2 separate regions of the Homo sapiens genome follow, and region 1 is linked to region 2. A link is a contact called in ENCODE Hi-C or POLR2A ChIA-PET data. All regions are on one chromosome and are shown on one strand. The core of a region is the stretch at or near the end of the contact, and the rest is flanking DNA. Distances in the headings are between cores, read along the strand shown. Region 1 overlaps DAPK1 (death associated protein kinase 1). Region 2 has its middle 33 kb from the start of DAPK1.

Evidence for each region. Hi-C counts contacts between places; a loop is a spot of excess contacts on that map. ChIA-PET counts read pairs that join two places held with the same protein, here RNA polymerase II (POLR2A).
Region 1: a loop to region 2 is called in a map of OCI-LY7, with 2.7 times the contacts of the local background. The contact joins two enhancer-like sites. A Hi-C loop is called at or near these places in 1 of 168 maps with a recorded cell type or tissue (OCI-LY7). POLR2A ChIA-PET finds 5 or more read pairs at or near these places in 2 of 52 experiments (Panc1 and activated T-cell).

What each region holds. Positions count from the first base shown.
Region 1 is chr9:87,638,052-87,641,897 of GRCh38, reverse strand. It overlaps DAPK1 (death associated protein kinase 1), which reads right to left. Exons shown (of 26, transcript NM_004938.4): 4 at 3,817-3,846; 5 at 2,415-2,544; 6 at 2,200-2,248; 7 at 2,083-2,109; 8 at 1,448-1,600; 9 at 1,051-1,096. Among named protein-coding and RNA genes, the nearest start is that of CTSL, 86 kb to the left of the region's middle. Within about 2 kb of position 1,382, at least 6 of the 41 ENCODE cell types and tissues checked have a DNase peak (open chromatin) inside an H3K27ac peak, as active enhancers do.
Region 2 is chr9:87,462,729-87,466,560 of GRCh38, reverse strand. No RefSeq gene overlaps it. Among named protein-coding and RNA genes, the nearest start is that of DAPK1, 33 kb to the left of the region's middle. RefSeq lists enhancers at 625-674, 1,516-1,755. Within about 2 kb of position 2,165, at least 4 of the 41 ENCODE cell types and tissues checked have a DNase peak (open chromatin) inside an H3K27ac peak, as active enhancers do.

The DNA of each region.
Region 1 (3,846 bases), core at 133-2,632, 180 kb before region 2:
AAACATCTCCTTATTCAGGATGCTTACACATTCACCTTATTAAATTAGCATAAGAAGTTGGGATAACATGGAATACCTAGGCACCTAGTCTTAGCGGGCTCACTCTTCTATCTCAGGGTTTCGTATCATCCATGGACACTGGGGAGAAGTAGAGCTTGGGGTCAAACTAAATCACAACTTTCCACACTGATAGTTTGGGAATGGCAATATTCATGGTGAGGCTATGTTATGAGGCATTTGAACTTGGGTATCATCAAGTAATGTAGAGCTGAGAGGGATCTCAGAGGTCAGCAAAGTTAGTTTGGCCTATAGCAGGAGAATTCCTTGTATTGTATCTTTTTCAGTAGATGTATTTAGCTTTTGTCCTCCACCTCTGGGAGGAGGAGACACCATAGCTGGCTAGGAGAACCCAGGTAACTGCTGGGAACTTGCACAGCAAAGCTATTTGCCCCCAGAGCCTGATTCTGTGATGTTCACTTCTTTATTTCATGATTTTATTCTGTAACTATCATACTTTCCCACCCTTAGCCCTTTCTGCCCTGGATTGAAGATACTTTAATCCAAATGTCAACCAGGCCAGGCAGGTAATGTAAAGGTGTAATGTTCCAGGGCGCCCTGTTCCCTAGCACCAAGGCACCTGTGCCACTTCCCAAGGCCACGTGGAATGAGGGCTCAGTGTCAGCAGATCTTCAGATTTCCCAAGAGAAGCTGGAAATCCAGATTTGATTGATATTTACATGCTGGAATCAACATAAAATGTTAAATACACTGTTTGGGCCAACACCCCACAGGTCACTCCAAACACAGTTGTCGAGTGGGCTTGACCTTCTTCAGTTCCTGCTCTGTGCTCGCTTATTCCTCTCTCCCCACCTCTGGGATCATTAGTATACAGTCTAACCTGTCAGCTTTTCTTAAGATACGATGCAAATAGCAAACTTAACACTCCAGGTGTGACCTGTGGTTAGCAGTACTCTATGATACATGAATACCAGGGTGCCCAAACCAATCACATAGAAAGTGATCTAAACAGTTTCGTAATATGCAACTCACCTTGATCCAGGGATGCTGCAAACTATCTTGAATTGTCATTCTCTTCCTTGAGGGGAGGGGGAGAAGAAAAAAAATGCTGTGACCATAGCAGCAAATACTAAGGTTGTTTTCATGCTGGCTGGGCCTGCCAAGCAGATACTGTGGAAAATGCAGTTCAGGGAAGAAAGCCAAAAACAACATCGGTCTTTTTGTGATTATTTCACTGTGCCTGCAGGGACTGACTGAGTGGGGGCAGAGGGCCCTGCTTGCATTTTCTGAAGCGTTTCACATGGCATGCTGCCCTTTGGCAGATGAAGCAAGCAGGGTCTGAGGAACGTGGCCCTGTGCATGGAACAGACACAGGCTCTGGGCTGGCTGAGGCCGTGGCCAAGCACCTTTCAGGAACGTGGACACTCACTTTGGATCCTTGACCAGAAGTCTTCTTATGAAATCTTTGGCTAGGGCACTGGTATTACTGAAGTATTCATCCTCAAATTCGTAGTTGACAGCGGATACATTTGCTAACGTTTCTTGCTTAGTGTCTCCAAGAAATGGGGAGGCCCCACTTAGGCTGTTAAAAATAAAGTTGGGCATAGAACATTAATGATGACCCCTTGGTGTTGTCATTTTGCTCCTATAACATCTGGAGTGTGGAATAAGATTATAATCTGGTGCTCGAATAGTCACAGTTTGATTATATTTCATAGGGCTTTAACTGTCAGGAGCAAATGCTTCAGCTTCAGGCAAAAGGATTCACTTAACAAGTTAATCTGGAACAGCGTCTGGTAGTTTAAAGGAAACCTGTTTTCTCGGCAGTGATGGACAGCTATGCTTTCTTTCAGTGATTATGCTACAGTTTCTGATGACTCATTTCAAATTAGGAGAACATGTTTAATTAGTATAAACTAAACATGTTTTGGGGGTGTAAAATGAATATGTTTGCATCAAAAGCATGCATAAGCTGAAGAGATCAACACAGCACATTTAATGGTTAATTAAACCTATGGTCTCATAGAAGAGAAGAGAGTATGAGTTGTGAATTCTGATACTTACAGGATATAGGTTATTACCCCGATACTCCTAAAAACAACACAAAACAAACAAAAAAACATGTCAGAAGAATAGTCAAATAAATCAGAAAGCAAACAACACCAAGGACATACTCCTTACCACATATCTGCCTCAAGACCAAGAGGTTCATAGTTGACTATCTCAGGAGCTAAGAGGAAACAAACACTCATTTAGCTTGGGAGGAAGCAAACTAACCGATTCTATCTTCATGCAACAACCAGGAACATGTAGCAGGGAAAGAATCTTCTAGCAGGGGAGGTTTGCCAGAATAATGTTTATGAGACGTAAATGACCACAGGAGCAAAGAAACTTACCGACAAACTCTGGAGTCCCAAATATGTTTTTAAATTCATTTCCAAAGTCAATTTTATGGGCCAACCCAAAGTCAATGATCTTGATCCGAGGTTTGGGGACATTTCTATCCAAAAGCATTATGTTCTCAGGCTTGAAAAAAAGAGAGAGATAAATAAAAAGCTATGATATGTTATGCTGAGGACAAGATGGCAGAATAGTTCTTCTCTCCAAAAAAAAAAAAAAGGCCAAAAAGTAGGGAAGAAAGGGTGGTTGGAAGAGAACAGCAGGAAAATACATGTCTTGCTCTAGGTTCTCCCTGAAGCAGGCCTGAGACAAGGATTCGGATGCAAGTGGGTTATGTGGGAGGGGACACCAGGAAACACTTGGTAGAGAAAGGAGATACAGGAAACAGAAGGAAGCTGCTACGAGGTGTCCTATCAAGTGGGGGTAACTGGGGGAATGGGAGAGGAAAAGGAGAACTCAGTGTTATTCCAATTGTAGCAGGAGGGAGCTGGGGTCTTTATCCACCATTTCTCCATCCTCCATGGCTGACAGTTGCTTCTGTGGACATTTTTCTTTTGCATTTCCAGCTCCCAGGGCCAGAAACAAGATGCCAGGAAGAGTCACAGGTATTTGCAACAAGCCCTCTGTTAGGATGTATATGAGTGTGTGCTTTTGCACATTGTTTGTGGGGCCAGCAGGGACATGAATGGGACATTGACAGCTCTGCTACAGAAGAATGGGGAAAATCCTCCCTCCTCTGAAATCCTATCCCAGCTCTACTGGTCTGAATCAACTACTCGGATGGAGCACGCGCTGCTTTACCAGACCACCTCTTCCTGCCTTGAACTGGAACTTCCCACCATTGCCACTTCCTATTGCTCCTGTCGTGTCTTCCCTTCCCAAAGAGACCACACCTCTGTCATGGCTGGGAGGACGGCTTACATGCCCTTTCATCTCCAACAGCGTCCTGCATCCAGCCAGGCAAATGCCCCAATTAGCCAATCTGAGTTTGGTTTGCTTGATTATTGGTGACAGAGTCAGGCCATACGCCTTTGCATCACTCAACACATTTTCTATCTTAACATGCCCAGAGCCACAGAAGGAACCAGTGCCAGTCACTAGCTGCTGGCTAGAGCAGCCCCCTTACTAAAAAACCTGGCTCCTAAGACCCCTTGTATTCTTTACCAAGAATTCCAGAATGTAATCAATTATCATTAAGCCTCTATCCCACAAAAAGGTTAGCCATCCCAGTGGGGGGCATGTATCCTATGCTTGCCGATTTATAGTGATATTTCTGTTTGTTAAACTGGTACAGGAAAATCATGTAACTCTTTCAGATGCCTCAATTTTTCTTAGCAGAGAAACAACCAAGGCTGTGATCTGCACAAGCTTCTATCTGGCTTACACTTTGAAACGTACCTTAAGATCAAAGTGGGCGATTTGAAGGGA
Region 2 (3,832 bases), core at 916-3,415:
CTGAGTAGTCAAATTTAGAGGTGCTAAAGTTTGTGTGTTTATGTAGATAATCCCCCATGCTTGACATCGATCTGAGCGCATTAGTGAGCCCAACCATTTATTATCGAAATGGAGCCAGGTCTCCTATTTTAGCTGCTCTGTAACACGGTGTTTCAGTGTATTCATGGAAGTCACATAAGGTGTTTTTTAAAGTTCACTTTGAAAAATTAAAATGAAATTAAGCTTAAACTGTTGCTATCTTTTAAAAAGTTGTCCAACAGCGACTTGATCTGGTCTTATGGAAATGACATATTTAAACCAGAGGAAGGGACAATATTTTCATTGTTTGGTTTTTGTGTCTTCGTTGGTTTTCAGAGCTATGTTTATGTGTTGCATTTTGCATTCCCTTCACGGTGAACTTGACCTGAAAATTTTTAGGGCAGCCAGGTGTTAAACTTTTTTTAGCACCATGCAAACTGGTTTCATTCTTCCAAAACAGGTTTTTGCTTTGGAGTATAAAATGACAAGGGAAATGCATGTAGCCAAGATCCTTATTTGAGCTCATTCGCACTGGTCTAGACCCGTCCAGTGAGCTGGGGGCAGGTCTTGAAGGTGTGATTTGCATGAGCTGATTTGCATCAGGCCTGTGTATTGTTAAATAAAAGATAAGGATGGTTATCTTGGCCTGGAGGAAAGAGAGAATTGGGAGGGTGTTTTGGTGCTGGGTCTCCACCTTCCTGGCTCTGGTGGAGACATTGGTGCAGACTGCCAATTTAAAATAGTCAAAAAGGTCAGAATCTAGTTTAAAGAGAGTTTATTCAAGTGCAAAAGTTAAGGACTGCAGCTGAGAAGACACTTCCAAGTTGCCTTGGGGAGTGCTTCGAAGAACAAAAGAGAGGCTCACATTTTGTTTTGTTTTGTTTTGTTTTTGTTTTTGTTTTTGTTTTTGAGATGGAGTCTCGCTCTGTTGCCTAGGCTGGAGTGCAGTGGCACTATCTCGGCTCACTGCAAGCTCCGCCTCCCAGGTTCACGCCATCCTCCTGCCTCAGCCTCCCTAGTAGCTGGGACTACAGGCACCCGCCACCACACCGGCTAATTTTTTTTTTTTTTGTATTTTTAGTAGAGACGGGGTTTCACCGTGTTAGCCATGATGGTCTCGATCTCCTGACCTCGTGATCCGCCCGCCTCCGCCTTCCAAAGTGCTGGGATTACAGGCGGAGGCTCACATTTTTTAATGAAAAAAAAAAATCAGGAGAAGGGGCTGATTACTAAAGTTGTTTGTCAGGAATTCTCATTGGTTTACAGAAATAACATTGGTTAGTGATTGGCTATACACTTTTCAACTATAGAGTGTATGGCATTTTATGACTACTTGGCCTCAGGCTCTAAGAGGTAATTATTTAGCTCAAAGGGGAGTGAGATGACTGCTGTTAAATTTAAATGTGTTTCTGGGCCTGATAATTTGAGAGACTTGCATTCCTCAGATAAAAGATTTTTCTTTCTCAAGACTCAGCTCCCTTCAGCTTCAGGTGACAAATTGTGGCCCAGTATCAGCCAAGCTTTCTCCCCAGTCTCCAGAGAATGCATCACCAGCTATCATTGAGGCTTGACACCATTGGGAGCATCCAAGAGAGTCTTGGGAATGGACTTTGACCTTCCTCTGATGGGCACCGGCAGCAAGGACAAGGTCCCCAAGTATCATCAGAAAGCAAAGAAAACACCAAACGGAAAGGAAGAGTGTGGGGTGCACCCCCTTGGAGAATGTGGCTGAGGCCAGATGTGAGAGTTCACAGGAGACACCAGCAGAAACACAGACATAACTTGTGACATTTTTCAGTGTTCTAAGACATGTCAGTTCAAGACTGGGCTTTCCCCATTCAACCACTCTACTCACACTCATGTGTGTTATAGACAAATTTAAACTGGAATCTCTTTGATTCCAGAAAGTTGATTTACATTGCAACAGAAATGCTTGTTTAGCTGAATAGGTCCCTAGGTAGTAAAGGGACTCCACACAGCATTATTTCTAGTGAAGTCTTTGATTCACAGAAAGATTCTTAGAAATCTTGCATCAGAGTGTAACAATAAAAAAGAAACTGTTCGGATTTTCATGCAGGAAATGCTCTTGGCCAGCAATCACCCTCAGGAAATTTTCAGAAATGCACGTGATGCCCAGAGAAGTGTTGTTTTGGGAATACCTAGTAATTAGTTCCAAAATCTTACCAAACAGCAGCACAGGCCTATAATTTCTATGTAAACTCAGCTCACTGTTTGAGTCATACTATGTTTCTTTTTTAGCTCAAGATTTGTCATCCACTACAAAAACCTCCTTTCGCTATACAAAATAGACAGCCACTCGAAATTGCTGGAGGGAAAAGCCAGTTTGCACAATGGGGGTGGCATGTTTGGGTGAGAAAACCAGAGACTCGGAGTCAGGAAATGCCAGTTCCTCCCTTCACTCCTGTGACCTAGAGCAAGCACCTTCACCCTTGAGAGTCTGGCCTTTCTTTCTTTCTTTTTTTCTTTTTTTTGAGATGGAGTCTCACTCTGTCACCTAGGCTGGACTGCAGTGGCGCGATCTCAGCTCGCTGCAACCTCCGTCCTCTGGGTTCAAGCGATTCTCCTGCCTCAGCCTCCCGAGTAGCTGGGATTACAGGCACCTGCCACCATGCCAGGCTAATTTTAATATTTTTAGTAGAGACGGGGTGTCACCATCTTGGCCAGGCTGGTCTTGAATTCCTGACCTCGTGATCCACCCACCTTGGCCTCCCAAAGTGCTGGGAATGTGTGAGCCACCACGCCTGGCCTGGCCTTCCTTTCTTGTAAAATGAGAGGGTTAAGTCCAGGTTCGTAGTCAATAACTACGTGTTCAGTAACAGATTCGTACCAGGGATTTCCACAAACTTTCCCCAACCCAATCACCACCACTTCCTTTTAGGACTAAGATTTTCAAGGTCTGCTTCAGTCTTCATAGCTTTACATGTCTGGGAACTTATGTCTTAAATTTTTTTGTAAGAAAATTATCCTGTGTGTAATGGAAATGGAAATATTTCTCTTGCTAACCTGATTTCAACCTGCTGAATATAAATATTCACATAACACAGCATTTATAAAATAAAAATCACTCATAAGTATATCTTTCAGCAGTAACCACAGTTCATATTTTGGTGTGGCAGCATCTAAACGTGTTTCTGTGGAGATCCACACACATTCATTTATCCTAGGGTATTTTCAGAAGTCTTCCTAGTCTCCATCTGCTTTTTTTTCTTGTTTGCCACATGTTATATGGATATCTTTCCATGTCAATATGAGATCGTTTAATGTCAAGAAATACAGATGAAGTCATCATTTTCATGTTCAATGGTTTGAGAACATTCCATCATGTAGTTAAATTATAATTTCTATAACTCTTCCCTATTGGTGGACATTGAGGTTGGTTCCATTTTTTTTTTTTTTTTGAGACGGAGTCTCGCTCTGTTGCCAAGCTGAAGTGCAGTAGTGTGATCTGGGCTCACCGTAACCTCCGCCTCCAGGTTCAAGCGATACTCCTGCCTCAGCCTCCTGAGTAGCTGGGACTACAGGTGTGTGCCACCATGCCTGGCTCATTTTTTGTATTTTTAGTAGAGATGGGGTTTCACCATGTTGGCCAGGTTGGTCTCGAACTCCAGACCTCATGATCCGCCTGCCTCAGCCTCTCAAAGTGCTGGGATTACAGGCATGAGCCACCAAGCCTGGCCTTTTTTTTTTTTTTTTTTTTTTAATGAAAACAAAGCTAAGAGGCCAGGCTTGGTGCTCATGCCTGTAATTCCAGCACTTTGGGAGGCCGAGGCGGGCAGATCACTTGAGGTCAGGA